Linked DNA regions of Mus musculus: all the other regions are linked to region 1. A link is a loop called in an ENCODE intact Hi-C map of the cell type or tissue named here. Cell type or tissue: heart. All regions are shown on one strand. Links, peaks and the distances in the headings refer to the core of each region. The heading gives the core; the rest is flanking DNA. Region 1 holds the start of Zfp746 (zinc finger protein 746). Region 2 holds the start of Zfp786 (zinc finger protein 786). Region 3 holds the start of Zfp212 (Zinc finger protein 212). Region 4 has its middle 32 kb from the start of Zfp777.

Evidence for each region. Peaks named below come from ENCODE experiments on the same cell type or tissue, not always from the same donor. Only the 100,000 strongest peaks of a DNase experiment are listed, where the experiment ranks them.
Region 2: it touches region 1 in a loop (2.6-fold over the local background); 3 of 42 quality-filtered maps call a loop at or near these places.
Region 3: it touches region 1 in a loop (16-fold over the local background); 2 of 42 quality-filtered maps call a loop at or near these places.
Region 4: it touches region 1 in a loop (9-fold over the local background); 9 of 42 quality-filtered maps call a loop at or near these places.

The regions. Positions count from the first base shown.
Region 1 is chr6:48,082,780-48,090,690 of GRCm38, forward strand. Zfp746 (zinc finger protein 746) reads right to left here and starts at 3,814. Exons shown (of 7, transcript NM_001163475.1): 1 at 3,536-3,814; 2 at 527-826; 3 at 314-395. The coding sequence starts at 3,559. In heart, for the core only: CTCF peaks have their summits at 3,217, 3,861 and 4,727; DNase peaks (open chromatin) are centred at 3,302 and 3,892; H3K4me3 peaks cover 1,963 bases; H3K27ac peaks cover 1,420 bases; H3K27me3 peaks cover 344 bases.
Region 2 is chr6:47,826,504-47,834,414 of GRCm38, forward strand. It overlaps Zfp786 (zinc finger protein 786), which reads right to left and starts at 4,002. Exons shown (of 4, transcript NM_177882.4): 1 at 3,893-4,002; 2 at 459-585. The coding sequence starts at 3,910. In heart, for the core only: CTCF peaks have their summits at 2,660 (motif pointing left) and 4,084 (motif pointing left); a DNase peak (open chromatin) is centred at 4,078; H3K4me3 peaks cover 1,415 bases; H3K27ac peaks cover 966 bases.
Region 3 is chr6:47,916,635-47,924,545 of GRCm38, forward strand. Zfp212 (Zinc finger protein 212) reads left to right here and starts at 3,934. Exons shown (of 5, transcript NM_145576.2): 1 at 3,934-4,115. The coding sequence starts at 4,092. It overlaps Gm52899 (a long non-coding RNA gene), which reads right to left. Exons shown (of 3, transcript XR_003956427.1): 3 at 5,808-6,494. In heart, for the core only: CTCF peaks have their summits at 3,894 and 4,096; a DNase peak (open chromatin) is centred at 4,057; H3K4me3 peaks cover 2,165 bases; H3K27ac peaks cover 1,407 bases.
Region 4 is chr6:48,012,240-48,020,150 of GRCm38, forward strand. It overlaps a transcript of Zfp777 not described here. Among named protein-coding and RNA genes, the nearest start is that of Zfp777, 32 kb to the right of the region's middle. In heart, for the core only: a CTCF peak has its summit at 4,177 (motif pointing right); a DNase peak (open chromatin) is centred at 4,092; H3K4me3 peaks cover 732 bases; H3K27ac peaks cover 571 bases; H3K27me3 peaks cover 5,000 bases.

The sequences.
Region 1 (7,911 bases), core at 1,296-6,295:
GAGTTGATTAAAAATACAGTGCAGAGCTGCCAGCACACCTGTACTCCAGTCTCAGCCAAAATGGAGATGTCAGTACTCTGGGCCTAGTGAGGACAGAGGTCACCGCTTTCCTTGGTCTGCTACTCCGTCAAGCAGAAGGGAATATCTGACTCTACTGAACAGCATGAGGAGGCAAGAAAGGAAGGTCGGGGGAGAGGAGTCTCCTGCTCAGATTATCTAGGGGTCTGCACATCACTGACATGACAACAACCATGTCACAAAGAGGTCTGGGACTCGTAAAATCCCACCTTACAGAGGTGTATACTATGCTTACCCAGGGAGACCAGTGTCTCGTAGTTGCCCCTCATCACATGCTTGTAGAGCTCCTTCTGCCAGTCCTCCAGCTTGCCCCACTCCTGATCAGAAAAATACATGGCCACATCATCAAAGGTCAGAGGCACCTGAAACCACAGTGTCACGCTCGCTCACCGACACACTTTCAGGCATGGACCCTCAGGCTCACCACCCCAGAGCTCCCAAAAGCTACCTTGGGGACCTCGCCCTTGCTGCCTGGGGGAAGCCGAAGAATCCAGAAGTTCCGGTTGCGTAGCAGATTCTCCACATTTTCCAGCCGCCGCTGCAGCAGCCCATATTCCTGCAGCAGGGTTCCCAGCACGGCCCACTTGCCCTCCAGCTGGTTGCTGAACTCCACAGCTGTCTTCTCACAGTCAGCCAGCTTCTTCTCTGCCATCCCAGTTCGACCTTCTAGAGAAAGCAGTCGAGCAGCCTGTGATTCAATCTTCCTCTCCATAGCCTGAATTGTAGCTGCCATTGTCCATGGAGAAATCTTTGAGAAAGAAGAGAAACCAGCATCATTCTTTGCACTGAGCCTTCAAGACCCCTAGGCCTAGGGGAGCTCATGTATAGGGGAAGTGATAGCCTCTTTGGGTATAACAGAAGTAGCCAGAGTCTGGCAGGTGCCTTGCCTTAGGACCGCAGAGCACACTGTGTAGATTCCTATCTTGGTGCTTTCCACCTTATTCAGTCATTTCCTGTATGTCGCTACAGTGAGCATCTCTTCTGGTGGACACTGTGTCTTTTCATAGCACCGCGCTAAACACATGGTAAACACACAGTGCACTTTTGCAAAATAAACAATGACTTAGCATTGCTGGGCTGTTTTAGTGGATGAACGATACACTGCAGATTTACTAGAGCCCAGCCTGCACTCCTGTCACAATCGCACAGGAACTGCATGATGATGACCCAGCAAAAACTCCAGCTGCTCAATTGAGAGGTACAAACAAGGAGGTTGCTCAACTGCTTTTTTAAAAAAGCATTTCATGTCCCCACTTAACAGACAGATAAGCTCAATGGCTAATTCCCCTTCCTCTGGGACAATCTGATTTGGTCCTTTCTTAATTGCCCCTCCCCCATGAGCTAAAATTACCATTACTGCCAATTTTAACCAATCAAAGAACTGAGTATTTTGCTTGGTTTTTGTGATGAAGTCTCACATAGCCTTGGCTGCTCTAGAACTAAGTGGCAGAGGATGGCTTTGAACCCTTGGTTTTCCTTGCCTTTACCACCCAAGTTCTGGGGTGACAAGTGTGTTGCTATGCCTGGCACTGAGTTGGACTCTTTATACCACCTGAACTTCCTTTAAGGTAAGAATCATTCTCAGACATGAGCTGTCCTGAGATCAGGGATAAACTATAATCTGGTGAGGAAGGCAGATAGTCATACTTTTCACATGTGCAACAACAATCATAAGACTGATGCATCCCTGTCATTGGGAGTGGCATAGAGGCTTTAGTGACTACCTACTGGGGATAAAGAACACATTTGGGTAGGGAATGGGAGGAGCTCTTCCATGTACATCTAAGGTGCAACCCACAGGGTAGATCAGAGATCCTGTCATGGGCGCCATTTCTGGTCAGTGCCTGAAGATGGATGTTTCTTATATTCTAGAAGAATATTCTTGAACAAAAAAGATTGGTGACTGTTTGCAAACAAACAAACAAACAAACAAACAACAACAAAAACAAAACAAAACAAAAAACCAAAAAAACCAAGTTCTAGAAACTAGTGTGGACTCATCTGAGTTGCTGAGAACCAGAAAATGGGAAGACATGAGAAAATGGGGACATGAGAGCTTGACCAGAGGCAGAAAAGCTTGCCTGGGTGGTGCTCAAGAGTTCCTCAGGCTGTACAGAAGGAAGGACACTGGCTCTGACTGGGGACGTTCAGTGGGTCTCAGATGGGTTCTGACTGGCAGAACTGTTAGAGGGAGCAAGTGCTGTGGAGGACACTTCTGGTCCCTTACTCCTCAGGACCAGCCCTGACTGGGATTGCCCCAGACTAGAGTCTATTTCAGACGTATCCTTGTACTTTGCCACCCATTCTCTCTGCTGCAATCTGTGTGTTACACAAAGACATTTGCACAAACATCTATCTTGTTGATGTCATTCTTGTTTAATTTTTTTTTTTAAATGGGGTCCATGGTCTTTGACCTGTGTAGTTGGAAGTAGGGGTTGTGCTCTACTGAAGCCTAGCACCTTGCTAACTTAAAGCGAAGGTGGGATAGTCAATTGCCAAACAGCTAGGGAAGCCAGTACTCTGAGACCGGAGTCACTGATGCCAATTCCTTCAACTCTTTCCTACCCATATGACGAAGCCCAGGCCTTCCCAGCCCCTTCCATTTCTGCAGCCTCATATCCAAAACCATATCTCCAGGCTTGTGGACCAGTTTTGCACTGTCCTGTGTCTGGCCCTTGCCTCTCTTTGCCCAAGCCCTAGAAACCCTAGCTAACTCAACTCACAGAAGCACAGATTACCTGGCTGGGCGGGAGGAGCACCAGAGTCTGCTAAGCACCTGCATTCGAACCTCCACCAGGTTGGCTACGACCTCTTTCTGTTCGACCATAAGGCTACTCGTGTACCTGGACTGCTTTCCTTATTACAGACATTGAACTGTGAGAGCACTGTCTTCCCACACTTTTCTCGCTGAGATTCTTGGCAAGTTAACTTCGTTGGGCCTTCAGCTTTTCTTTTGTATGAAATAATAACTATAATAGTTACTACCCCACAGGTTTGCAGTGCAGACAAAATCATGCCTAAACCGGGCTGAGTGCAGCGCCAGCCTGGCTGGACAAATACGAGCAGTCCTCGCGTGCCGCCTGAGGAGGGTTGGGCACATAGTGGGTGCTCACTGTCTACAGAATCGACGTCGGACACCTCCCAGGTGCCACCAGGCCGCTGGGGGGAGCTGGGAGAGGGAAGCACCGGCCCGGCGCTGAGGAAGGAGCCCGGCCCGGGGACGCGCAGACCGGGAACTTGGCGCAGGTCGGCCTCCCGGGCGCGGACGGCCGTTCCCTGCGCTCGGCTCCACCCGGTCCGGTAGGCCCCGGAGGACCTCGCGGCCGCCCGCCGCAGCCACAGGACCCGCAGGCCCGGTCTGGCCCGGAAGCCCTCCTGGGGCCTGCGGCACAGTGTGCTGGGCCCCGGCCTTCCGGGGCCCGAGGCCGCGCAGGCCAAGCGCGCGGGCCGCCCTTACCGGAGCCGCGGCCGCCTCGGCCATGGCCCTGCGCTGTCCTGCTCGGCGCGAAGGAAGTCGACGCCGCGGCGCGCGGCCCCACGCAGGCCCGGCTGCCGGGTCCTCTCCGCCGGCAGCGCCGCCCGGGCCTGCCGCTACCTTCCCCGCCGCGCTCCTCGCAGGCCGGCCTGCTGCCGCTCCGCCCGCAGCCGCACCGCCGCCGTCAGCGCCCGGCCGCTCCACACTGCATCCTGGGAGCCGGTGCCGCGGCCAGGCCGACGAAGGCCCGTGAGGCTTCCTGGAGGCAGCGCGGCGGCACAGCTCCACCTGCAGCTCGAGCGGCGAACGGCAGCGCCGGCACCCGCTTGCCGCCGCGCTTGGCCCCGCCCTCCTCACGAGGCCCCGCCTCGGCCCGACCTCCGACCACGCCCCCGCATATCGCCACGCCCCCCGCGGCGCCAGTGCTCACCAGCGATGTGCCACCTGGTTTGGCGGTATAAAACTTGGGGGTACGGCCTCGGCAGGCAGTGCGCACCCCGGCACGGTCACTTCCGCAGCTGTCCAGCTGTAGCACGCCTATTTTTGCCTTGAAATGGAATGAATGCTTCCAACAATAGAAATATGGCTTGATAAGTCACAGTAGGTTCTCTGTAGGATTATGTATGTGTGTTATAATAAACATTTTAATGACACAAAAAATGTGGGGTTTCTATAGTATGTATACTATAATAAACATTTTAATGACATGAAAAATGGGTTAAAATGCCATCGTTTAAAATCTTTTTGAATGCAGTTGGAGATACAGTTCAACGGCTAAAAGTACTTGCTGTTCTTGCAGAGGGCTGGGTTTCAGTTCCCAGCATCTCACCACAAGCTGTAGTTACCGCAGATCCAACGCCCTCTTGTGATATATCAGGTAAGCGTGGAAAGATGTTGAACGAGAGTAGTCCGGAACTACTTCATTTTGGCGTTAAAATGCGTAACAAATGTATAACAAGATGTGTGTTATCATGTGTATTATTCATGTTCATACAGTGTTCATATAAAAGGTTATGTCTAACAAAGTTTAGGTAGGTTTGGAAGCATGTCCATTAACGTAGTGCCAGTAGACCCCAGACCCCTAATTTTTTTCAATTCATATTTTTGTTTTTTAATAACAAGGAAAGGAAGAAAAAAGTCAAAATGTAAAATTTCTCCAGAAGCCTAGTGTGGAGCCCCGTGTGGCAAAGAAGATGTATTGCCATTCAGAATTGCCTTCCATGCCACCCCCTAGCAGGAGCCTGCAAGACCAGTGCCTGAGATCTTTTTGTTGTTGCCATTCGTTATTTATTTTATGATTTACTTTTATTTTTGATTATGTATATGCACACATATGTATGCAAATATGTGTACGCGTGTGCAGGAGGTCAGGGGTCTCAGGTTCTGGGAGCAACCTGGGAACTGAAGTTTTGTTCTTACTCTTAATAACTGACCCTCCTTCCCCAGCTCCCTGACTGTGCTGGCTAACTTTATGTTAACACAAGCTATAGTCATTTGAGAGAGGGGAATCCTTTTTTTAAAAAATATTTTTATTAGGTATTTTCCCTCAATTAAATTTCCAATGCTATCCCAAAAGTCCCCCATACCCACCCACTCCCACTTTTTGGCCCTGGCGTTCCCCTGTACTGGGGCATATAAAGTTTGCATGTCCAATGGGCCTCTCTTTCCACTGATGGCCGACTAGGCCATCTTTTGATACATATGCAGCTAGAGTCAAGAGCTCCGGGGTACTGGTTAGTTCATAATGTTGTTGCACCTATAGGGTTGCAGAACCCCTTAGCTCCTTGGATACGTTCTCTAGCTCCTCCACTGGGGGCCCTGTGATCCATCCAATAGCTGACTGTGAGCACATCCACTTATGTGTTTGCTAGGCCCCAGCATAGTCTCACAAGAGACAGCTATATCGGGGTCCTTTCAGCAAAATCTTGCTAGTGTATGCAATGGTGTCATCGTTTGGAGGCTGATTATGGGATGGATCCCTGGATATGGCAGTCTCTAGATGGTCCATCTTTTTGTCTCAGCTCCAAATTTTGTCTCTGTAACTCCTTCCATGGGTGTTTTGTTCCCAATTCTAAGAAGGGGCAAAGTGTCCACACTTTGGTCTTCGTTCTTCTTGAGTTTCATGTGTTTTGCAAATTGTATCTTATAGAGAGAGGGGAATCCTAACTGAGAAAAACAAATGCCTCCATGGCCTTGACATCAGCACCAACCTTCAGGTTTCTGCCCTGCTTGTGTTCCTGAACTACTTTCTTCAATGGTGAATGATGCTTTGAAGTGTAAGGAGGAGAAACCCTTTCTTCCCCCAAGTTCTTCTCATGGTGTGTTGCATTGTGGCAAGAGAAACCCTAAGTCACGGACTGAGATCTTAACACTTCCTTTATCCTCTCCTCAGCCTGCGTGGTCTGTAGGGGTGTGAGAAGGGATGGAGCCATTAGAATACATCCTTCTTATTGTGTAAAAATTGAATTTACCCTGGGGACTGCCCTGGGTGAGCACTTATTCTTAATATTTGAGGAGGCTGGTTCCCCAAATCTAATTTTCTTCTTTTCCTGCTAGCTCAGCTGTGTTCTGAGATCTCCAAAGTCTTGGGATTGCCTCTCAAAATAATTACCCGGATCCCCTGACATAGAGTCTGTTCTTCAAAGGATGAAGTCCACTCTTACCCTTACTACAGGGGACAGCTCTGGCATCTGCCCCAGGTCCTTTCCTATTGTTTCTTTTGGTACTTCTTCCAAGGAGGAATTCCCCCCCCCCCACCCAAAGCATCTCCTCTGCTGGGGTGAGCCCATAAGTGGGACTGGTTTTATGATCTAGAGGAATGTTTTTAAGGAAAACACCTGGCAAGAGTACCATTGTAGAGGTGAGCGCAAAAGAGGCGATCAGGACCTGTGGTTGTTAGCTTTGCTGCAAAGTCCTGGATTAAAAAAAGAAAAGCCAAGGCACCTTTCCACTGAAGAGCCACGCCCACATGTGGTTCTTATTTTCTTCAGCTTTTCTTTGGAGACGCCCACAGCCACGCTCTCAGCTGTGGTTTGCTTTTTCCTGAGTATCTATCCTTCTGCTAACCTTTGTGTCTAAGTTGATATTAAATATCTTTATTAACTCCAACTCTTCTCTGTTTAAAAAACAAAACAAACAAACAAACAAACAAACAAAGGGCCAGGGCTAGAGAGATGGCCCAGGAATTAAGAGCACTGTCTGCTCTTTTCCAGGACCTGGGTTTAGTTCCCAGCATCCACATGGTGGCTCACAACTGTCTGTAACTCCAGTTCCAGGAGATCTGATACCATCTTCCTATCTCTAAAGACACCAGGTGTACACATGGTACACATACCCACATGCAGGCAAAACATTCATGCATATAAAATAAATAAATCTAAAGCAACCAAAGTCAGCAAATATTTTAGAAGAAGCCCTGTTAGCCTGGGAGGTAAAGTCCAAGGGTCTCACAGTGGTTATGAGAATGTAAACAAATAACCACATAGAGTGACCAACAGCTTCAACTGTGGGTAGTAAACCTCTATGGGGCTGTGTAATTGAATGTGGGGATCTTGAAACCTTTTTAACAGTGAACAGTTTCTGAGTGCAGGAAGACCAAAAAATTAATTCATGGAGACCTGGGAGCCTGGAAACCTGCAGCTTCTGCTATTAACTGCCAGAGATTCTTGATCAAGTCAGCCAGTCTCCCTGGGTCTCTTTGTCTCATGTGTAAGATGTCACCCTAGAAACATACTTGACACGCCTTGCTTTTTTTTTTTTTTTTCTTTTTGAGACAGAGTCTTTTTTATGAAGTACTGGAACTCCCAAAAATCCACTTGTACTGCCTCCCTCCAGAGTTCTGGGGTTAAAGACTATGTCACCACACTCAGGAGATACAAACTTGCTTTAATACTTGGCCCAGTTGAAGCCTAGTACTTCATTCCTTCTATGGTGGCTTAATTCAGGGCTTCTTAAACTTTTTAAAGTTAAAAGCATTTTTATTTACATATATGGGTGTTTTGCCTGCATGTGTATTTGCGCACCACTTGCATGCTTGATGCCTTCGAAGGCCAGAAGAGGGCATTACAGGCCAGTATTCTTGGCTGCACATTTGACTCTGAATTAACTTTTTGTCTTCAAGCTCTCAGAGACCTTTCATTGTTGCCAAATGTTTGAGCACCTCCCGTTGAGTTTCACGAGCCTCCCGGTCAGTGACAACCGTGTAGAGAGTCCATATCTGTTCTTTAGGAAGCTGTGGCCCAGTTGTGATCACTCCGTATGATTATTTGCTCATAATCTTATGTTCCCTCCCAGCCCTGCCCCAGTGTAGTACAGCCTGGTCTTGAACTCATGATCTTCCTCCTTCAGTCTCCCAAGTG
Region 2 (7,911 bases), core at 1,433-6,432, 260 kb before region 1:
GTCAGGTACTCTCAAAACACCTCAAGGTACACTCTTGCAGAATCACACTCCAGGGAAGACCATTCGTTTCTTGCAATCTTTAACCCCACTGGAAAGCTGCAGAGAAGCCACTTTCTAGGTTAAGGCATACAGGTACTTTATGGGCACAGGCAGGTGTGCTTCTCAGTGGAAAAATCAGGCAATCTCAGAGTAAAGTGTGATGGGGAAAGTTTTAACATTCATCCTTGCTACCTCTGACTATGATACTACATGCTGTCTTAAATACTTCCCTGTAAGGTCCACCTCTAAGGACAAACCGGTGATGTATACATTAGTATTAACAACAACAATAAAGAGATGAAAAAGCCTTTCTGGGTTATATCTAAGCAATCTTGCTACCTAACAGGTGTATCAAGTGACCAAGGGGCTCTGAGAAGATCCAGTTGCAAGAATCACCAGAGAAGTTGAAAGCTCCTTACCTAGAGAGATGAGAGTCTCGTAATTGGTTCTCATGACTTGCTTGTAAAGTTCCTTCTGCCAGGCCTCTAAGTGTTGCCACTCTTGCTCAGAGAAGTAAATGGCTACATCTTCAAAAGTCAGTGGGAACTGAAGTGAAAGACATCATACAGATACCGTCATGACGGCTACGAAAGACCATCTCATTGTTCACTCTCATAAGTAATTTGAGACTCACAGAGTGGACAGCTGTTTTTAACTCAGCAGACTCTTCTGCAAAAGTGACTTGTGGGCTGGAGAGATGGCTCAGCATGCCCAACTCTCGGATGGTAGCTCACAGCCATCACTGACTCTAGTCCTAGAGAACCTAGTGCCCCCTTGTCTGCTCTCCAGAGGCATTGCACAGATGTGATATACAGACACACATGCAGACAAACATCCATATGCATAAAATAAAAATAAAGAAAAAATGTAATTAAATAATAAAGCAATTTGTTTCCCCTAAATCTAAGCTGAGGCCCTGATAGCACCACTGCACCCATCTTCTATGCGTCTCAAACTGAATATCTGTATGTATGGGTGGAATATTTACTACAAAAATGAAACCAACTCAGTGCGAAACTTCATTCACTTAATGTCATGGTCATTTATTCAGATTGGTACAAGGGAGTAAACTTACACTGTGGTAAATTGAATTATTGCATTATATTCCACAAGGAGACAGAGCCCTCTAATGGGCCATATACATACTGCTTCTTTTCTCTCTGTAAATGTTATTTATTTATTTTAAGGCAGGTTTTCACAGGCTATGTAAACCAGGACTGGGCTAGGCCTCACAGAGATCTACCTCCCTTAGTCTCTCCAGTGCTGGGATTAAAACGCACATGCCACTGTGCTTGGCTACCATCATCCGTCATTACAAACAATGCTCTGGTGTGGTGGTTCTCTTGTTCTTGTTCTTGTTCTTGTTCTCGTTCTCGTTCTCGTTCTCGTTCTCGTTCTCGTTCTCGTTCTCGTTCTCCTTCTCCTTCTCCTTCTCCTTCTCCTTCTCCTTCTCCTTCCTCTTCTGGTTTTTTGAGACAGGATTTCTCTGTGTAGCCCTGGCTGTCCTGGAACTCACTCTGTTGACCAGGCTGGCCTCAAACTCAGAAATCTGCCTGCTTCTGCCTCCCAAGTGCTGGGATTAAAGGCATGCACCACCACGCTCGGCTTTTTCTTCTTCTTCTTCTTCTTCTTCTTCTTCTTCTTCTTCTTCTTCTTCTTCTTCTTCTTCTTCTTCTTCTTCTTTTCAGTGTGATTCTTTATGTATGAGCACTTTTACTGTTGTAGAATAGAGTCTAAACTTGAGTGTTACTAAATCAAAGGATATGAACAACCTGACTATTAATATGTGTGTGTGTGAGTGAGAGTGAGTTAGTTTCTGTATGTGAGATTAAATCCAGGACCTTGCATATGCTGGGCAACTTCTCTACCCTTGAGAAATATCCCTAGCTCAAAACTGTTTAGTATTTGTGCTTACCATGGCTGACTGGAAACATAGATACTTCCTGATGCTCAAAATGACAACTATGGAAATTATATATCTGTTAGTTGAAAATACTCTTTATATGACTGTAATCCCACATCATGCTGCTATTTTAATGAGTTTAGCTTCATTCGTTATCAGTGTGTCTTTGTTTTCTAGGGCTATTAAAGTATGTATTATTTCAAATTTTTTAAACTTTATACTCATCTTTTTGTTAAAGTCAAGGTGGTATTTAAAGTTGAATTTTAAAAAGTCTATTGATTCACTGGCATTTACATCAGAAAGCCAATGTTTTAAGTTAATGCAAGTTGTTTGTGTTATAACACTTTAAAACAATCATTTTTGTCCCAGGTGTGATAACAAATGCCTTCCTTTATTCCCAGCCCCCTGGAGGCAGCAGCAGACTGATCTCCGGATTCTAGGCCAGCCTGGTCTACAAAATGAGTTCCAGGACAGCCAGGGCTATGTAGAGAAATCCTGTCTCAAAAACCAAAAACCAAACCAAAACTCACTAGTTTCTGATGTATTAAGGAAAAACAAAACAAAACTCTATATCTGCTTACATGCAGTTTCTTCTGTGAGAAACCCTAGGTTAACGGTCCTCAGTCAGGACAATTAGTACTCCAAGGGACATTAGGCAAAGCCTGGAGAGTGTTTTGGTTGTAACAATTTCAGGAGGTATGCTACTGGCATCTAGTGGTTACTGGCTAAGAAAGCACAGCCTAGTTCACACACAGAAAAATATCTACTCTTCTGTAACAAAGTATGTGCTCACACACTCTTACTTTTCTTAATAATGCCACCAAAATGCAAGAGTATGTGTTCTGGTGATTCAGATAAAGATATCAAAGAAAAGCTGTGTTGTAATTGGTTTTGGCTTTTGAAACAAGGTCTCACTCCCCAGGACTGACTGGCCCAAGTCTTGCAGCAATCCTCCTGCTTCTGCTTCCCCAGCACCAGGTCCAGCTTCCAAATGTTTCCTTTAGGAGTAAAGTGAACATTTCCCACTTTCCTACCTTAAAAAAAAATCCTATGCTAAAGTCACTAAAATTTGTAGTAAGAATGAACCTTCAACCTCTTAAATTGTGAAGACAACAACATCACACAAGTTTTGCCAACATAATTTAAACTGCAAGGGTCCCCACAGCAATAGTATACTGGGACGTGCTTGAGTAAAATGTAAAGTATTACATTAGAGCTCCTACTATACTCCGTTTTAGGTATCCATTGAGGGTTGGACAACACAACCTCTGGATTAGGAAGGCAACTGAGCCCTATTATCCAATCTTGAATAAATTCACAAATATCCGTTATTTCATGAAACCGAAAAGGATTTTATGTATTAATTGAAAGATTAGTTTATGCTTATTTTTCCATCTATAGGTATGGCCATCTTCCACTTACTCAAAATTCTGCTTAGAAATGATTAACGTGCTACCTGTCTTTTACATACTCAATCCTGAAAACCTGTATGTACATCTGTTGAGAATGTACAAGGTGTTTTATCTAAGCCTTATTTAATAATCAAGAATGCTTAGTAGAGCAATAAGAACAACATAATAAAAACCAGCCATATCCTTTAAACCCTGATTTCAACAAAACAAGAAATAATCCAACAGCGCGTGCTCCCTGCAGATTTTACTGTCCGTTTCTACCCTCCTGGCGTGAGGTCCTTCCCTCATACACTCAATGAGGGAAAGGCAATGAGCACGGTCTGCGTGCGGCTAAATTATGACACCGTAAACCCGCATGGATATCACTGCAAACCTGAGGAAACCCATCCCCCGCAGGCGTTTACTCTGCTGGTGAGAAAAGGCTATGGAGCCGCTGCTGACAGGGCGCAGGCGACCGCGCGGACGCGGCTTTGTTGGGGGTCCCGCCGCCGCCGCAGCCCGCGGTCCCGTCTCAGCCCTGTCCGCGCGGGGCCCTTACCCGAGCGGGTCCGGCCATGGCCAGCGCGGACGCTCCTAGCCTGAGCCTTGGCCCCGGCGACGCCCACGTTCCCGGGCGATAAAGCGTGCACTCACTCCGCACCGACCCCAGGTCGCCGCTCCCACTCGCCCCAACTCCACCGCCCGGCCCGGTCGCCGGGGAGCGCAGCCGTCATCCTGTCTCACAGCGCCCCCTGCGGGCAGGAGGAGCAGCACGGCTCAACATCAGAACCTCGCGTGGCCACAGCCCACTCTTCCCTACAGTGACAAAGAACACACGAGAGTGGAGAGAAGGCCCAGACCTCCAGACAAGCACTGGGTGCACAGGGTCCATCTTTGCAGTGAGCTCTGGAGTCAAGATGGGGACTAAGACTGGCAAGAAAAGGGTCAGAAAAAGAGCCTCCCCTCGGAACAGGTTGCCACTAAGGGATACACCTGGCCAGGGCCAGAGGTGTATATTTTCCCACAAATCCTGTCCATCCATATTGAGAGCACGCCACTGACCTGCGCATGCGTGGAGTTCCCTCCCGTGACTGGGGAAGCCCTAGGAAATAAGGTTAACCCTCATGCAGCAGGCTTCTGCAGCAGGTCACAGGTGTACCCTAGGAGTGAAGACGGAGCACACATGGCATCTAAGCCTTAGATTCTAAAGGAAATACATAAAGTGGTAGAGAAAGCTACAGAAGGGACGTGGGAGAAATGGAAACCCAGAAAGAGAGTAAGACACTGACAGAAAAATAAGAAAGGGAGAAGCAAAAATGGAAGACAGTTAATATCCCTGGACAATTAACTTCAAATTTTTTCCAGGAGTGTTATGGGTCTGGAGAGAGAGAGAGAGAGAGAGAGAGAGAGAGAGAGAGAGAGAGAGAGAGAGAGAGAGAGAGAAATTAAATAGTCCCGGAGTGTACATGTACCTGTTTGGCATAGAATAGTGACATGAACACATATATATTACTAATTGAATGGTTTATCTTAGAAAATATCATACTGGGGACCGATGAGTTAGCTCTGTAGACAAAACACTTGCTGCTATAGCCTGACAACCTCATTTCATTCCAGAGATCAGGGTAGAGATGAAAAAAGGAAAACCATTCTACAATGCGTTCTCTGACTCCCACATGTCATTACCCTCCAGCACACACCCCACCCAAAACCCACCATCAAAATGAATTTTAACCATGTATCCCAGACTGGCCTTAAATTCAGAGATCCACCTGCCTCTGCCTCCCTAGTACTGTGATTAAAGGCCTGTACTACCTTGCCAAACAGTCTTGCGGGGGGGGGGGGGTGTCCTTGTTTGTTTGTTTTTCTTTATTTTTACGATTTTTGTGGGTAGGGTTTGTTTACTGCCTGCAAGTATGTCTGCATACTGTTCAGGAAATTGCCACATAAACCATATGTACACCAATTTCAGTTAAGCAAGAATAGTTAATTGAATGCACACCATAATACTGGACATCCAGGACCACAAGAAGATAAAACCAAATTGTGGTAATAGTCTACTCTCGGGGTAGACTTTTTATCAGAAAAAAAAACAGGTTCAAAAGTTTCAAGGGTAAGGGGGGGAAGCAGTTGGCTTACTAGGCAAAGTATTATCAGCTATAATAATCCTTTAAGTTGATTGGTCCTGAGTAAGGTTAGGGGGTGGTGGAGGATGGTTAACAGAGGAATTTCAGAACATCGAGATAAGAGAACATGAGTATTATAGTCATAAGTTTTTGGCTTATTAGTAGCATTTTTCAGTGTTAGTGACAAAAACCACAATGATCTCATACGGAGGTGCAGGAAGGGCTGCCCAGTGGTTAGCTCTGATTCAAGCTATTTTAGACATAACAGTCCTTATTGACCTTTGATTTGATGGGTCCTACATAAAGCTTTGTGGGATTTCTTAAGATTTGCAAACCTCATACAGTCCATTCAAAGAGAACAAAACAGGGTGTGTGGTAAGGATGTCCTTGCTCTAAGCCAAGTCACTTCTCTGTGTCAGCAACTGGCAGACATGTTACAGCAACAATATGAAATAGCTGGCAGGCATGGAACAAAATGGCTACAGCTATGCTGAGGAGGTCAGAGGAATATCAGAGCACCTGAAGTTACAGGCAGCTTTCCTGATACGCTGCTGGGAATTGAACTCTGTTTACAAGAGGAGTTTGTGCTCTTAACCACTGAGCCATGTCTCCTCCAGTCCCTAAAAACTGTTTCCACAATTGACCTTATATTGTTCCTGCTCTCTGTCAAGAATTCCCTTCTCTCTGATGTCAAGTAGTAAGTTGACTATTAGTCATACTTCTGAGAAAATGAAGTATAAATCCCCAAACGGGAATACAACCTTCAGGCTAGACTGAGATTACTTTTAAATTGTTACCATTAAAAGTGGCCTTAATAGTACAAGGATGAAGTAATGAGTTTGAGAAGCAGCGAGGTATAATTTCCCCCAGATTTCTCTTTAATCCACTCCTCAAGTAGAAAATGAGTCTTATTCTGGCAACATGGGCAGGCATCAAAGTATTAGTTAAAGAAAAAGAATATACTTACAGGGACAATTAGATTATGTTGCAACTCTCTCCTGCCCCAACCCCAAGACAGTCACTATCTTTAGCTTTGGCTGGCCTGGAACTCACAATCCAGACCAGGCTGGTCTTAAAGTCATAGAGATTCACCTGCCTCTGCCTTCTGGGTGCTGGGCTTAAAGGCACTTGGGAGGCAGAAGCTGTTGGTTTTCTGAGTCCAAGGCCAGCCTGGTCTACTGAGTGAGTTCCAGGACAACCAGGGCTACACAGAGAAACTCTGTCTCAAACAAAACAAAACAAAACAAAACAAAACAAAAAAACAAAAACAAAAACAAAAATAAACTTGCCAGTTTAAGCAACCATTCTCCTCTGTGGGACATTTTGGCTGTTTTAACTTTCTAGCTGGCACAAAAGCCAATACAAACAACCACTGGAGGTCTCTGGGTAAGCATATGCTTTCACTTTTCTGAGGTGTCAACCCCGGACTACAATTATATGTTGTAACATGAGGATATATATAAGTCTCTCTTTAAAAGATATACTCATTTTTATTTTATGGGTCTTGGTTTTCCTGCCTATATGTCTGTATTCATGTGTATGAAGTGTCCCTGGAGGCCAGAAAAGGATGTCAGGTCCTCTGGAACTGAAGCTACAGATGGTTGTTGCTATCTTGTAGGTGTTGGGAATAGAACCCAAGTCCTCTGCAAAAGCAACAAGTGCTGCTAACCACCAAGCCACCTCTCCAGTCCTCTTTGTTTGTTTTCAGATTCATTTTTTATTTATGTGTGTGAGGTTTTGTAAGTTTCTGTGCATCATGTGAATGCAGGAGGTGGAGACCAGAAGAAGCATCCCTCATACATCCCTCATCACGTCGTCCTGGACAAATCTCATACCCAGAAACCTTTCTGCCTCCTGGATGTTCTACCTCCTATTTAAGGCCATAGGCTTTTTAATTGACAGGTGATATATGCATACAATACACAAGATATTCTCTCTACACCACTGTTTTAGAGGATGAAACATTTAACAGCTTGGTGATGGCATCATTATTTTGAACAGACAGAGCTAGCCCTGATGCTTGGTGGGGCTCAGTTGAATGTGTCTTGCTTATCCAACCTTTGGGAGGTAGAGGCAGGAAGATCAGGAGGTCACAGTCATCCTTCACTACCTGGGCTACATGCCTCAAAAAGTTAAAGGATTAAGGATTGTTTAGTCATACAAATGTTCATGTTTCATATCCATAGGAGCATCTGACAACTAGGAGGGAAACAGAGAGTTTGGAAATTAGTCACCCACCCCCTTAAAACAGGGTTCCACTGTAGAGCTCCAAATGACCTAGAACTTGCTTTGGAGTCCAGGCTGGCCTTAAACTTACAGAAAGTTTCCTGTTTCTGCTTCCTAGTGCATGGATTAAAAGCAAGTACCATCATATCAGGCTTTATTCTTGCTTTCTAAGGCCTTTTTTTGTTTTGTTTTGTTTTGTTTTGTTTTGTTTTGTTTTTTGTTTTTT
Region 3 (7,911 bases), core at 1,795-6,794, 170 kb before region 1:
AGATCCCCTGGAACTGGAATACCAGGTAGTTATGAGCCACCATGTGGGTGCTGGTGTCTCTCTCCAGCATTTGTGCCTTTTTTAAAAAAAAATAATTTATTCTTTTTGAGACTGGGTTTCACTATATAGTTATGGCTGGTCTGGAACTAAGAGATCCACCTGCCTCTGCCTCCCAAGTGTTAGGGTTAAAGACATGTCACACACACACACACACACACACACACACGAGAGAGAGAGAGAGAGAGAGAGAGAGAGAGAGAGAGAGAGAGAGAGAGAGAGAGAGAATTTTTAAAGAAATAAGAAAAGCAAAGAGAAGAGAGGTAATTAATGTGGCCAAGCTGGGAAAAAGATTAAGGGGTCCAGTGAATTAACTCTGTTTTGGGGTTACTAACAGAATTTTTTGGCTTATATAAAATTGGAACAAGGGGTAAGAAAACATACATAATTGCCGAGTCCAGCATGGCCATGTAGGGGACAGTACAGAGGCAGCAGGGCATAGGCCTCCATGAGTGTTAATGGTTGCTGTGGGCATCAGGTTGGTTTGCATAATAGTGTACATATGTTTCACCTTCCTCCCTAGAGGACTGGCTTCTCTGCAAGGTTAATGATTCCATGATAATCAGAGATAGCACAAGTCCGGGAGGTGAGGGTGTGTCTGTCTCAGCAAAATGGTAGTGTTGTGCCTCGAGTTCACAGGAAACCCAAGAATTGCAAAGTCTGCTGCAATTCGAAAAAGAGTCCTTTATTTTCAAGTTCGAACTTGGTTCATCCACCTAGCACTCACTGTGTGAATGCTGGGAAGCAACCCTGTTTCCAGAAAACACTGGATTTATATTCATAAGAATAGTGTGAATATTTACAGGAAAGGGGAGTAGAGGGTGGGTATCTGTTCAAGGACTAATTTTATGGCCAGTCTGTCTGTGACCTGACCTCTGTCTATCTTGTTTTCTACGGTCTCCCTTGAGCTTGTTATTTCTCTAAGGTCTCCAGGAGTTTTGCTGCTTATCAGGAGGAGTGTTGAGTGCCATTCTAACACTAGGGGAGGGGGAGGGAGGATGGGAGTCTCTGATGGGGAACACAGAGGCAAACTGTCTCTAAAACACTGAAGTCTCTCTAGTACCAGTAATTTGGGGGTTACAACAGTAGAACACTGACTTTCAGGACAGCCCTTAAGGCTGTGGGGAAAATGCTGAAAACATGAGCACAAAAATATATAATACCTCAACTATGCAAAACATAGGATGCAATATGAATTATATAAGGATCTTCACAGATCTAAAGGAACAGAGTCAGCTGCACTATGAGCCATCTTGTCAGAAAGTCACAAAGACAAGCAGATACAAAGGTAGGTAGATTCCTGAGTTCAAGGTCAGTCTGGGACAAAGAAAATCTAGGTTCAGACCCAGGAGTGGTAGTGCAAGGGAAATGTTAGTGATCCCCCCAAAAATAGTCAGGAGCTGATCTGATGTAACTCACAGCAAGGTCTTTATTTGCGCTAGCTTCCCCCCCCCCTCCGTCAGCACACTGCCTTCACGAATATCTATCAAGGCAAGGCTTTATAGTAAGCAACAAGCAGGGGGTAAGTGTGCAAGTATCTAGTTGGAAAGCTGCTGTAGCCTTTAACATAATTGGCTGGTGCTGGGAGTCATATCATAAGCTTAATTTCTGCCCCCCTCTGCACTGGTCATTGTTAGGCAGGGGGTGTAACCTGGGGGTGCAGGTTTGTTGGGGGAATAACTTGGAGATGCTGGTCTTGTTGGGGATTAGCCTAGAGACAGGAGCTGGGCTCCGGTTTTGTTGGAGGGGCAACTTGGAAACTAATGCTAGAGAAGAGCCTGTTAGTTTACCTGAACTTAAACTTAGATCAGGTTCTCTAAAATGAGGTCTAAACTTAAAAGATTTGGCCTATTAGTAGGGATGGAAGTTTCAAGGCAGAGTTCTGGGTCCCACCCAGATATCTTATTGTCTGTGCTTGTGCTTGCTCTCTCTTTCTAGAAGAATTGAGGGGCTGGGGTCATTGGATGCCGATTCATGGGATAATAAAAAGGGAGCGACTGAATTGATAGGTAAATAAAAAACTGGGTTTTTGATCTGCAAGTGATGAGCTATCCAGAGAGTTTTTAGACTAGCAAGAAAAAGCTGTCTCAAGCAGAGAAGAACACAGGGAGTGTTCTGAAAAGCTGTCTTGAACACATAGAGAGGTCTGGAAAGCCATCCACAGCAGAACATAGGCCGTCAGCTTGGACCCACAATTTGACTTTGAGTCATTTGTTTCACTGTTCCCAGACACTCCTCCACTCAGAACACCTCTCCAAGCTGAGGCTAGTCCTTGTCACGTAATTAAGCTGTCTTGGTCAATAAATGGTCTAGATGATCGCTGTCCCAGTTCTGATTCTGTGAAGTGATTAGAAGTCCTTCTTGCTGCCATTGAATTGCTTAAGAGGATCCATCTGGTTCTTACAAGATGAGGTCTGCTCCAGGGTACAGCTTCACACACAAGGATAATTGCCCTTATCTGAGACATGATCTATCCTTTACACTCTGCTCTTCCAGGGATTCAAGGTGACTGCTGGTTCAGGACAATGACTTACCTCTGCCTTCAGCTTGAAAGGGGATGAGATGGGACAAGTAGACACACTCAACTGATTGACACGGTTATGGAGTCAAGCAGGAATTTGATCCAAACAAAGGCAACAAACAAAGATAAAATGAAGGCACAGACACACCCAGACTGCTGTGGGGGGCTTAAATGAGTCAGCGCTTTTAAAAAAATTATTATTATTTTAATATAAATGTAGGTTTTTAAGTGCCTGTTAAAACAGATGCTGAGAATTTTTTTTTTCAGCAGGCCATCGGCTTGGGTTCTAGAGAAAGTTGTTAGTTGTAGTCAGTGTAGACAGGGATCATTTGCAGAAAAATGAAGAAGGGACCAGTCTAGTGAGAGTACTTGAATTCTTAGAGGAAGCTATTCACACTTAGTGGAAACTCATGTCATTCTCACTCAGCATGTCCAGGACAATGTAATGGAAATGAGGCATTTGAGTACTGCAAGTACTGGGTTTGGGGGTGTTGTTTGGATCAATGTCTCTTTAGATATTTCTGGCTAGTCAAAAACTCACTATATAGCTGAGGCTGGCCTCAAACACCTGAGCGCTGGGGTGGTAATGATGTGGCCAGATGTTTCCAAGCCAGAATGCAGAACACATTGCCTCTAATACCCTGGCACCCTGGCATGAGGACTAGGTTATTTATTTAGTTTTTTTGAGACAGGGTTTCTAGCCCTGGCACTCACTCTGTAGACCAGGCTGGCCTCGAACTCAGAAACCCATCCACCTCTGCCTCGCAAGTGCTGGGATTAAAGGCATGAGCCATCACTGCCCGGTGAGGACTAGGTTAATTATTTGTGATTAAGGCTATCTTGAATTCTGCAATGCAAGTGATTACCATAATTAACACTCTATAATGGATTGACCAGAAAAAGCCAAGTCATAGGTGAGCATGGAAGAAAATCACTTGCCTATGAGAATTCACCTTTTCTTTAGCTTCAGCTGTGTTCTTCCCTCACAGAAAAGGGTGTACACATTTGTACACATTTTTTAAAAATTATTTTTATTTTTGACAATTGCATGCAAGTCCAGAACGTATGGTGTTCACATCCACCCCCATTAGCCTCCTTTTCTACTAGTCCCCACGCTCTCCTCCCTACGCCTTTCTCTCTCTCTCTCTCCTTCCCGCGCCTTTTTAAACTTGCACATATTTGAATCTCTTAAAGCATTTCGCGGAGTGCAGGACTCAAATTCAGAAAATGCTCTTGATTTTGAGAATCCTTACGCTTACACCCCACACTCAATGACTGAATTTCCAGGCTGCTGTTCCCCTTCCAGGAGCACAGTGGCGCAACAGAAATACCGCGCGGTAGGAGGAGCCGCTGCCGCTCTTCTTGGGGGTGGGGAGCGCTCCCAGAATGCACCTTGTATCAACACGGCGGCGGCGGCGGCGGCGGCGGCTTCCAGGAGGGTGAGGACGTCTGGCGGAGCGGCGTACAGTTCGAGCAGTATCCCGCCAGTCGGTGTTGTGGGGCGACTGCGACCATGGCGGAGTCGACGCCTACTCGGGTAAGGTGCTCCGGCCGGCTCGGGAGGGCCTTGGGGGAGACAGCGCCCTGCCCGGGGCGGGGCTTGAGGCGCTCGGTCGCAGGCTTGGTTTCCTCCGCGGCCGTTGGCGCCGGCGGATGCTGACTTCCCTCCCGGTACCCTCGCCCTCCGCCCGCCCGCCCGCTCGCTTGCTCCCTGGGTCCTTCTGCGTCAGGCTCAGAGCCCGGATGCTCTGCGTCTTTCCGCAGAAACTTCTGCGAGGCTTTTTGAATTGTTTGTGACTGCGCCCACATATTTTCCTGCTTCGTGCCAACTAGGGACTCGTTTTCTGAGTTGGAGTGAAGGCGCGGGATAAAACCCTGGGTTTGGGTTGTTGCCTTTGAGCTCAGCTACGGAAGACCCCAGGACTTAGGGCTTCTCTCCGACCAGTGGGGCTCTGCTCCGGTTGCCATGTTCTGCCATAGCTATCTGTACTGAGTTTGCAGCCACAGGTTGAAGCCTTCTCTCCTTGGGGACTGGTGTATTTGCTGTTTTTGTTTGTTTGCTTGCTTGTTTTTTGTTTTGTTTTGTTTTTACAAAACTGTGGGTGCGCATTGTTATCCGCTTACCGCCTCTTCCAGCTGTCTCTCTTTTCAGAGAATGTGAAGACACTGAAAATTGGTTTGAGGAATATCTTCCGTAACTCAGCGTTCATCTATCTATATATTCAGTGCATGGTCTTCGGAAGGCAGTCTATGCTCACTTCTCTAGGCCTTTGTCTCCTTAACTTGAATTGAGAATGTTGAGTTCCTTGTAAGCATTTTTACGTTTTTTTTTTTCTGGCTCCAGTCTCCTCATACTGTGTCACAGTAGAGGTTAACATAGGAAAATAGGATAGATGGACCTGAACTGGCTTTTCACTGTTGAGACAGAGCCTCACAGGCTGTCCTTAAGCTGATGACAATCTTCCCGACTCAGCCTCCCCAGTGCTAAGTTTACAGGTGTAAGTCATTCTGCTGGGGTTTGTTTGGTAGTGGTTGTGCTTTGAGGCAAACTCTCATGTGCCCCAGCCTAGCCTATCTGAGAATGACTGTAAACTCCTACCTCTGACTCCCAACTTGCAGATATTACAGGCATAAGTATTTTTCTTGTCTTTTTGTTTTGTTTAGTTTTTGTTTTTTAATCTTTCAAAATAAGGTCTTACTTTGTGCCCTGGCTGCCTGGAACCAGTTAGGTAGACCAGGCTGGCTCTGAACTTGGAGCAATCCTACTTGTGCATCCAGGTGTAAATAAGAGACCAGGAGTTAAACAGACCCCCTGCAGGGTAAGCAGATAGGGAGAGAGGCCTTGGCTAGGCAGACAGATTTCCAAGATGGACATTATCTTCCTGATGCTCCTGACTTGAGGCAAGACTGGCAGCTTAAAGCAAAGGCTTTTTAGTCTTTTGTCTCCCACCAGCAGGTCCCCTGCTGATGGACTAGCTCTACAAGTTCATGGCCTATTGCACAACAACTATGAGCAATCAGCCATCTTCACCTGAACAGCTCTAAATTAGAGGATGAAGCTCCAGCCTCCCAGATCTGGTAGCTTCCTGAGTTCCCCCTCCCCTGCTTTGCAGAATATCTTTTTCTCTGTCTGCTGCATATGTGTTTCCTCACTCCCAGGAAACACTTTTCTTCAACTGTGGATTCTGTCAGTAGTGTTTGAGATTTTTTTTTTTTTTTTTTTGATGGTACCTGGGGGGCTTGAGTTTTTCCCGCCTTTTAATTCTTTAACTGGCAGAGAAAACAAACACTGTCCAGACCCCTAGAAGTGTCTCATTTCCAGACTCCTGGACAGTACCAGTGGGCGGCCTATCGTTGTGCATCTTGGCTTTTTGGGTCCAGAAATACTTTGGGAATCCTGAGATCTTTTCGTGAAAAAGAGATGCAGTAAAATTTGTGTTGAGAGTTTTGCCTTGATTGAAATTCACTATGCTTATTCTAGGAAGTGGGTAAGAACTAATTAGAATGGATGGACTGGAGGATTTTCTGTGTTTCTTCTCAAGGAGTTACCACTTCACAGAAAACATGACTCTGGTGCTTATGGTGTTTCTGCACCTGGCTCCCTTGAGACCCAGATGCAGCCTGTAAAATAAGTGTTTTCTCTAGGTAGGTTCCTATTAGCACTAAAGTGAAGTGAGAAAGCCAACCCACTCCTTTCCTGGCCGTGCCCAGCCTAGTGATCACCAACAGAGCTCACTGAGAGGAAGCAGGAAAGGTCCACCAAGATCTCAGACTACACTTGAACTTAATCGTCCTGACATTGTAGAATTTATTTCAACTGTTTTTGAACATATTTTGAAAATATTTGTATTCTCACACATCTCTTCTGTTGAAGATTCTGTTTTGCTTGGCCACATACATGTCCTGGTAATAACAACTAAAAATAAAAAAATAAAAAATACTGAGAAAAGCTGTGTAAATAATATTTGAAATTTATAGTAAATCATAAACCCATCATTTTATGCAACAGTTCAAAAGTAGTATAAACAATACTTAAAAACCCAAAAAACAGAAAGTGGGAACTCTTAAAATATGAACAGAGGCTGGGCGGTGGTGGCACACGCCTTTAATCCCAGCACTTGGGAGGGGCAGAGGCAGGCAGATTTCTGAGTTCGAGGCCAGCCTGGTCTACAGCGTGAGTTCCAGGATAGCTAGGGCTATACAGAGAAACCCTGTCTCGAAGAAGAAAAAAATAAGTCCTTTGAAAGATTTCATAAACATCAAATGTGATTGTTAAACAAATGTTCTCAAAGTTGGCTTCACAACTCTCTTCATTTCTTGGGTTCCTTTTGGTTTTGGTTTTTTGAGACAGGGTTTCTCTTATAGAGAAACTGTAAGAATGAGTCAGGGCTTCACTACATAACTCTGGCTGTCCAGGAATTCAATATGTAGACCAGGCTGGCCTTGAACTCACAGAGATCTTCCTGGCTCTGCCTCCCAAGTGCTAGGATTAAATGCCTGGTTGAATAGGACAGTAATTTGTTGAGTTAATGACAAGTAATTAAACTACATGACAGCATTGATGTAGAAGCTCAGGAGAAGAGATTGGAGTTAAGAAGTCTAGTGGCCTTTGTACATATACTTTTTATAATTTCTAGGATGATTGCTAAAGACTAGAAAGTCAGTTACAATAAATATAATTGAGTTAAAAGGCAAAGATTGCCAGGACAGGAAAAATCCAGCCTTCTGGCTTATAGTAAATACAGCAAAAGATGTCTATGCAAATGCTGAACTATAAAAGGATATGAGAACAATTGTCAAAACAATACAATTAAAAGAAGCTTGGCTAAGAAGTGTATTGTAGCTAGAGGTCCAATGTATTTCTCTACTTATAATGGAAAAAGATTCAGTTCTCCATCTTGAAATGACATCTTTAAACTAGTTTGAGGCTAATTACATAGCTTCAGGTAGATTTAAAAATTGACAATCAAAACTCATTATTATAGAATATTCAAATATAGCATTTATTTAGCAGAAAAAGACTTTAGTGTCTTTTTCTGGGTATTATTGTTCGCCCATTAGAACCCATGGAGAGGACCGAGATATTCTGCCTCATTCGTTGTAGTTGTCCCTAATTACAAGGACTGTCAAGGCTTGAAATGAAGCTAGTATGAACAACTAACTGAGTTTTAATTTAGCTAGTCATGATGGCTGTGTCTTTAATCCCAGAATTTGGGAGGCAGAACAGATGGATCACTCTGAGTTCAAGATCTGTCTGCTCTATATTGTGTGTTCCAGGACAGCTACAGATGTATAGCAAGACCTTGTCTCAAAAAAGAAAAGGGAAAACCTTC
Region 4 (7,911 bases), core at 1,919-6,918, 70 kb before region 1:
ACCCTTGAGGAGTGGCTTCTAGTGGAGGAAGGACAGGTAAACACACCACAGCCATTCAACATCACCTTAGTTATCACTGGTAAGTGCTGTGAGCCCAGTACAAGACAGAGAGACATTACTCTCAACTGAGTGGTTTCAAGAATTCCCGGAGTCAGTGAAATTTCCTAAAAATGGCAGGGATTGGATGGGGGAATTAAGTTGATTAAGATGTCAGTGATTAGAAAGATAGAGAAGATGAAGCATATGGTGAAGGCTGGGGTGACACCACAGGAGTCCTCCAGAGACAAGGTGAGGGACCACAGTCTGAGCCGCTTTGCTAATATTCTTTTTTTTTTTTTTTTTTTTTTAAGTTTTTCCAGACAGGGTTTCTCTGTATAGCCCTGGCTGTCCTGGAACTCACTTTGTAGACCAGGCTGGCCTTGAACTCAGAGATCCACCTGCCTCTGCCTCCAGAGTGCTGAGATTAAAGGCGTGTGCCACCACGCCCGGCTTTGCTAACATTCTTGTTTTAAGAACCTCTGAATGTGACTTAAACTGGAAAATAAAGTCACTGCTGATGTAACAAGTTAAAAACTGAGGCTCTCATCCTCCTAATAAGAGGGAACTGGGGGCAGGAAACGTGAAGTGATGCATGTCTGAGGCAGAATAAAAAGAGAAAAAAAAATGAAGCAATGTGGAAAGGGGAAGGAGTCCTGTCAGCCATGTGGTGGAGGATGACAAGAATCTTACTGGTTCAGCAAGGCTGTAATTCCACACTCAGAAGGCTAAAGCAGGACCATCATAATTTAAGACTACCCCTATCCTGGGCTACAAAAAACATAGTAAATATTACGCGCGCGCGCGCGCGCACACACACACACACACACACACACTCACAGTGTCTAACTGTGTAGTCCTGGAACTCCCTGTGTAGACCAGTCTGGCCTGGAACTCACAGAGATCCTCCTTCCTACCTCTGTCTCCAGAGTGCTGGGGTTACTGGGACAAGCTACCACTCCTGGCTAAAGAGAGTATTTTTTATAAACAAAGTTATGAGGTGTTGCTTATATCCCGACTTCCTTGTGATCTGGGTATGAGTTAGAATTCCGTGGGATGGGAGAGACGATGGCCTAAGAGCTCTTGCAGAGGCCTGGAGTCAGGACACTGAGGTGCAGGAGCTGTCTGTAACTACATCTCTGGGGAGCCTGATGCTCTCTTCTCTTCTGGCTTCTGAACCGTAGGATCAAATCCCGATTCCTCTGGAAGAGCAACAGATGTTCTTAACGACTGGGCTGTGTTTCCAGCCCAGTTCATGGGTATTTGTTGAGCCAGGGCCTAATGTTGCCCAGACTGACCTCAAGTTAGCTGTGTAGTTGAGGATGAATTTGAATTTGTGATTCACCAATTGCTGGGATTACAGGCACGGGCTACACCTCAGTTTCTCTCTCTCCTTCTGTTAATATCTATGTTCAATTTACATTAAACACTGTTCTTCAAGAACTCTGATTTTAGTTCACCCTGACTTGTCCTGAGATGATTTCTTCCTTCCTTCCTTCCTTCCTTCCTTCCTTCCTTCCTTCCTTCCTTCCTTCCTTCCTTCCTTCCTTTCTTTCTTCCTTCCTTCCTTTCTCTCTCTTTCTCTCTCTCTCTCTCTCTCTCTCTCTCTCTCTCTCTCTCTCTCTCCCCCTTCCTTCCTTCCTTTCTTTTTCTGAGATTCTTTTGTTTTGAGACAGGGTTTCATGAAACACAAGCTTGCCTTCATCTAACCATGTAGATGAGGATGACTGAATCCCTGATTCTGGTGCCTCTATCTCCCAAGGGCTTAGATAACTGGAGCTCACCTCTGGGACCAGCTCTGACATAGGTCAATGATCTCAGCTCTATCTTACTCTTCAGGATCCTACAGGTGGTGCAGAGGGCAGAGAGTGCTGGTCCACACAGACAAGCACAGAAGAAGCCGGGAAAGTTAAGCTACCAGCCACCTTCATAGGAAAGAGATGTTTAACCTGTCTTCCTCCTGGAATGCTGAGAATCAATACAGTTTACAGCCTGTTGATCCTTTGCTGTCTGATGAGCTGGGCTCTATGTGTGCGTATCTATCAGAATTTATGTTTTACTTATCCCAGACCCCTTTTCCCTAAAACCTTGAACATTATTTCTAGGCCATAAAACTCACCCTTATGAGAGATGTTATTTGTACTTTAAAGTGACTTCTATGCTCTCTTAGGGCCAAATCCTGACTCCCACAGGGGCTGTGTTTATCTCAGCCATTTTCCCTAGAGAATTCTCCCTAGACCCTTATCTTGGGTATTGCTTCTAAGGCAACCAAAACCCATCTTAAGCATGAAGCCACAGGTACTTTGTAGAGAGGGTCCATGAAAACACGTCTTAAGCATTGTTGTACTCTCTGGGCTGAGTTTATATCTGAAAACTTTTCCCAAAATTGTGCTATGCTTAGATATGGCAACATTAAGTGAGCGGATATCGGACTCTGAGAAGTCCTGGCCCAGCACAGGTTACCTAAGTCAGGTAAACCGAGCTTGATTTTCCCTCACGGGGAAAATTTTCCATGTAAAGCCTGTAGGGGCCTCCCGTGGAAACCAAAGAGTCTGCTGCTGAAGCTGGTGGGTCTACAGCCAAGCACTGCTGAGCCATCATCAGAAGCATAAGAGGCAGGCAGAGAGCAGATTCATTACCAAGGCTGCAGGTTTCTGTACCTAAACTGGGTCCTTTTTCCCTCTAGGAATTGTGGAACCAATATGAAGCCTGAGTAGTGAGTCCTTTATTATTATCCAAGAATAGGAGATGTGGGAGATAAACCCCATAATAAATTCTTGGTGTCTAGGAAGCTAGAGAGTAAAGGAAATGGGGGCAGGTGGGCTCAAAGGAGAATGGTAGTGTGCTTTTTGAGAATGGGAGATTTGCCGGGAATTTTGACGACTCTTTCTCTTTCCTACCTCATCCCTATTAGTGGTTCTTTGCAAATATAGCTATGGAAATTGTTGTTATGGCAAAGGATGGTGTGTTCTTTAGCATGCAAACAGGATTTATGATGAACTCACAGGGTGACTAGTGGTCATTCCGTCAACCATCTTTTAAATAGTAGTTCCTGATGGCTCACCTAAGGAAAGACTTCTGGCCTACAGGCACCCTGTCTTCAAAGATAAGAATGGGGCAAAGTGGAAGCTCAGTTGGGCACAGAGGCAGCACTCAGACTAACACATCCAGAAAGGACCTATCTGTCCCACATTGAACTTAGACTTTCTCCAAAATTGTGAGAGAACCGGTGGGTGTGGTGATGCAGCAGTTGGAAGACTGAGGCAGGAGGATGATGAAAATGTGAGGTCACCAGCCAGGTCCATATAGTAAGACCTTCCTCTCAAAAGACAGTCTGGAGGATGGCTGACCCATTAAGAAGACCTGGGTTCAGTTCCCAGTTCCCACACAGTGTCTCTCTCATAAGGTGTATCCATACCTCCAGTTCCAAGGGACCCAACATCTTGTTCTGACCGTTGTGGTACACATGTAAACATGCAGGCAACACACTCGTACACATAAAATAAATGTTAAAAACAAACAAAAACCACGAGAGCTTGCTGCTCCTGCAGAGAACTGAAGCTCAGTTTACAACAGGGGATTGGGTGCCTCTGGCCTTGGGAGCTGCACTCATGTGCACACACATGCTCAAAGGCACATACACATTTTTTTTTAAACATAAACCTTAAAGGACCGTGAACTTCTTCATTCCTTTCTCCTCGCTTTTGGCTTTCTTCTCTGCAACTGGTTTGAGCACTCGGTTGGGAGTAAGTCTCGGTATCTATTATCACCTGCAAATTCCTGAGGCCTCGCCTTGGTGTATGCACAATTGTGTTTGCTTGGGGATTTGGAGAAAGAACCCGCAGCACAAACCCCAGGGAACAAGGCCGTGCTGCCCCGAGGGTGCAGAGAAAAAAAAAAAAAGTTGGCGTTGAGGCATCGCTGCAGTGGGAAGGGCAGGCTGCTGGCGAGGAGGTTGGGGCTGGCCTTTCTGGGGCCAGCCACCCCTGGGCGTGGCGCGGGGACTGGGCGCGCGGAAACCGCCTGCGCCACCACCACCACCGAGAGCCCCCCCCCCCCCTCACATTCCTAGAGCGGCCACCAACAGCCAGGTGGGCGCCGGCCTCCGAGGCCCTCTCGGTGCTGGCCGCCAGGGGGCAGCACAACGGCCAGCACAGCCCGACGTGGTGGGGGCCTGCAGGAGCTTAGGTAGTGTGCCAGGCCTATGGAGGCCAGGGAGAAGATGCTGGGAGGAAGGACATTTGGAATTTACACCATTAAAATTGGTTTAAAGGTATAAACAATGATCTATTTACATTTATTGAAAATATAAATATAGAACCCAAAAAATACTGTTCGGGGATTAGAAAATAGGATGGCTTTTTGGAGCCTTGGCTCGTTGTCTCACTGCCACACACGTGTTTGGGATTTGAGAGGTTTCTTTAAAAGTCCTTGGGGCAGAAGAGATGGGCCATTCTGGGGGTTCTCTGGGCGTCTGAAGGGCTTGCCCCCTCTGGAAGGGGTTAGATGATGGGGTAGGGAGATCTTTCCCAAGGTCAGAGCTTCTAATCGTGCCAGAGAGAGTGGCCAGACAGCTAAGCCAGGCATCTGAAACCAGAGTCCCAAAGCCTGGCTTATTCCGGATTCCAGCAGTTTATGCTCAGTTCGAAAGGTGGAGTGGGGTCCTTGGTACCGGGAGGCACACCACACCATCTTCCTTAGGTCTCGCTTTCAGCCTGCCTGTCTTTGGATTCCTCATGAGACCTCTACGTACCTTTCTCTCACATAGCAGGCACCCATTTGGAGGGTTTGGCAGGGGCCTGGAGACGCTACCGAGTACGTGGGCTAAATATGAGAGGCATTACTGGAGTGAATGCATACTAAAAGATAGTATCGTTTAAAAGTTTTAGATTTTTTGTTTGTTTATTGAGGCAGACTTTTGCTATAGCCCTGGCTGGCCTCTGTAGAGCACATGCTGGCCTCAGCCTCCTGAACACTGACATTGCTGTGCCCCCACACAGGGCACTGGTTTGGGATTGTCTATAATTAAGAAAGTATTTCTGATTGGGAAGGTGGTGTTGCATGGTGGTCTTGAGAGCTTGGGAGGAAGAGGCAGGGTTCTGTAAGTTTGAAGCTAGCCTAGTCTTCTTCATAGCAAGTTCCAGACCAGTCAGGGCTACCTAGTTCCATCCTGTTTAAAAAAACCAAAAATCTGTTCCCACGAGGCCAAGTTTTTATCATTGTTGACATGTAACATATTTATCCATGAGATTGATAAGCCTGGGTGTCAGACTCCAGAGCAAGTACAAAGTAAGTAAAAGCTGTCCCCATCTGTAGGGAAATCAAACGCATGATGGCCACTAAGTGCTACCCCTAGGAGGTACCTGTAATCCCAGGGCAGTATAGCCTCTCCAGGATGCTTACAAGGTATGAGGCAAGGTCCCCGATTCTTCCCTGGAAAAGGCAGTGGGAGCATGTGCTGAAATTATAATGGATCCTTTAAGGACATCTGTGCTGTCATTTCCAAAGCCTTCCAGGAATTCCTGGTGAGTTTTGGCTTCTGAGATTTTCCTGGTGAGTTTATGGGGACTTATCATCTTCTGATAGGAATATCTGCCAAGCATGTGAAACCTGAAAGGAAATTAAAGTTAAGAAACTTCGCTCCATCCAGGAATGAGGTAACTATGGCAAGTGTCACTGAATAAATTAGACATCCAGAGCTTGGTTTGAGACTGGGAAATGTTAAGAGTCACAGGTGCTTGGTCAGAACCTTAGATTTAAAGCAAGCTTCTCTCTTGGTAGTCCAGAAGGCCAGGCAGACAGTGGCCAGCAGGAAGGATGCGCTACTATTTAAATGGTTCCATTTAAACAAGGGACTTAGAGGCTGCAAACAAAAGTTTGGAACACTGACAAAGTGCAGAAAAACTGAGCTGCAGATTTGGCCCATCTTCATATAGTTGATAAAGCTTTGTGTCTTGAATTTGGTTGTTCCAGCCCTTGGGAGATGAGGCAGACGGTCATCCTTCCATCCACAGTGAGCTCTCCACAAACCTGCGCTCCATGAGGCCGTCTTTAAAAGGGAGAGGGGCAGCAGGCTCTTCCTAGTGACACACTTCATGTCGACATCACAGGTCTGAAAATGGCTACAAGTCCTCATGCCAGATGGTAGCTAATGCATATTTCTTCTGTCATGATTAGGAATGAAATTGATCAGCAGGAAAATAAGTTGTTTGTTCACTTAAAAGTTTCCTCAGGCCAGGCGTGGTGGTGCATGCCTTTAATCCCAGCACTTGGGAGGCAGAGGCAGGCAGATTTCTGAGTTCGAGGCCAGCCTGGTCTACAGAGTGAGTGCCAGGACAGCCAGGGCTACACAGAGAAATCCTGTCTCGAAAAACAAAAAACAAAAAGTTTCCTCAGTAAGGAAAACCTACTTGATCCTGTCACAGACACACTTGGCACACAGGAACCATCAGAGATATTGAATGGTGGCAAAATGAGAAGAACACTTTCTTAGCATAAGACTCTGGGTCTGACCCCTGTCCTTAGGATTTAGAATTTATAAACATATATGTGCAGAAAATTAGATCATGGAATCCTGTAATTTTAAATTAACCTTTCATGGAAAAATCAATGCCATAGTTCCAGAGTTATTTGTGTGTGTGTATGTACCATGGTGGAGGACAGAGGACAGCCCTTTAGAACAGGATTTTCTGTACTTCCACTATGGAATCTGGGAGTTGGAGTTTGTTTGTCAAACTTCCTACTGAGACATGCCGACTAGTTCCACCCCGTTTGCTTTTTTTTGAAATTAGTTTTGGAAGTTGTCTGGATTTAGTCAATTTTAATTCTTTGTGAGCATAGTTTTCGTAGTTGTAAATAAAGGACAGGTTGCGTGTTGGTCTTAAAGTGATTCTGACCCAGGCCTGGTGGCATCTGTAATCCTAGTTACGCTGGAGGCTGTCAGGAAGAGCATAAGTTCCAAGTTGTTCCTATTCATGTTTGGAGGGATGTAGCACTGTCCTGCAGCAGGCAGAGTGTGTGGCACTTTACTAGGTGGTGTCTTCTTATAGGAATCTCCTTCCTGCAACTGCTGCTGTGATCCCTGCACAAAGGGCCTCTAAGGTGACAACCTCAGACAGAACCTCTCACTCACCTCAGTGTACAGTGTAGCTCACATCACCACGGCCATTATTGTGCCAAACATGCAAACTGGCCGTCTTCTCAGAGTCCTCTTCCAATGAGTGGGCAGCACCTACTCGATCTTGGTTAGGGAAAAGGTACTGACTGTCCCAATGCTGTGACAGGGTTGGAAGATGTCCAGGTTTACCTGAGGTGCCCACGAGGGTCAGAGCTGCAGTTCTGCCTTCTTTTATTAAATACCATCTGTACTGAAATGGGGAGGCATGACAGCAAATTCTTTGGGGCCACACTTCAGTTAAATTTTGGCCATGTGAATTTGATGGCTTAACTTCATCTTGTAAAAGGGACAGGGGTAACAATTTCATAGCTTTTTATGGGATAAAACAGAAGCCTTTGCCTTGTATAATACCTGGTAATGATAAGAGTCAGCTAGCTATACGTCATTATCGTTATCCTTGATAAAATCCTGAGTGATGATTTCAGACCAGAAGTTTTTATGTAAGACCACTGTCAGTAGTATTAAGTTAAATTCTTTTTCTTCCTTCTTTCCTTCCTTCCTTTTTTCATTTTTCATTTTTGATTCTCTGAGCCTGCGTCTGTCTATTCTTTGTCAGACATAGAAGAGTTAGATTGTATGTGTTTACTACATTTCAAGGAACCCAACGAGAAGTGATCAATTCAAGATTGATTTTGAAGAAATTTTAATTTAAAGGTTCCCACTATGAGAAGAAGTAAGATGATTCTGAAGCCAAATCA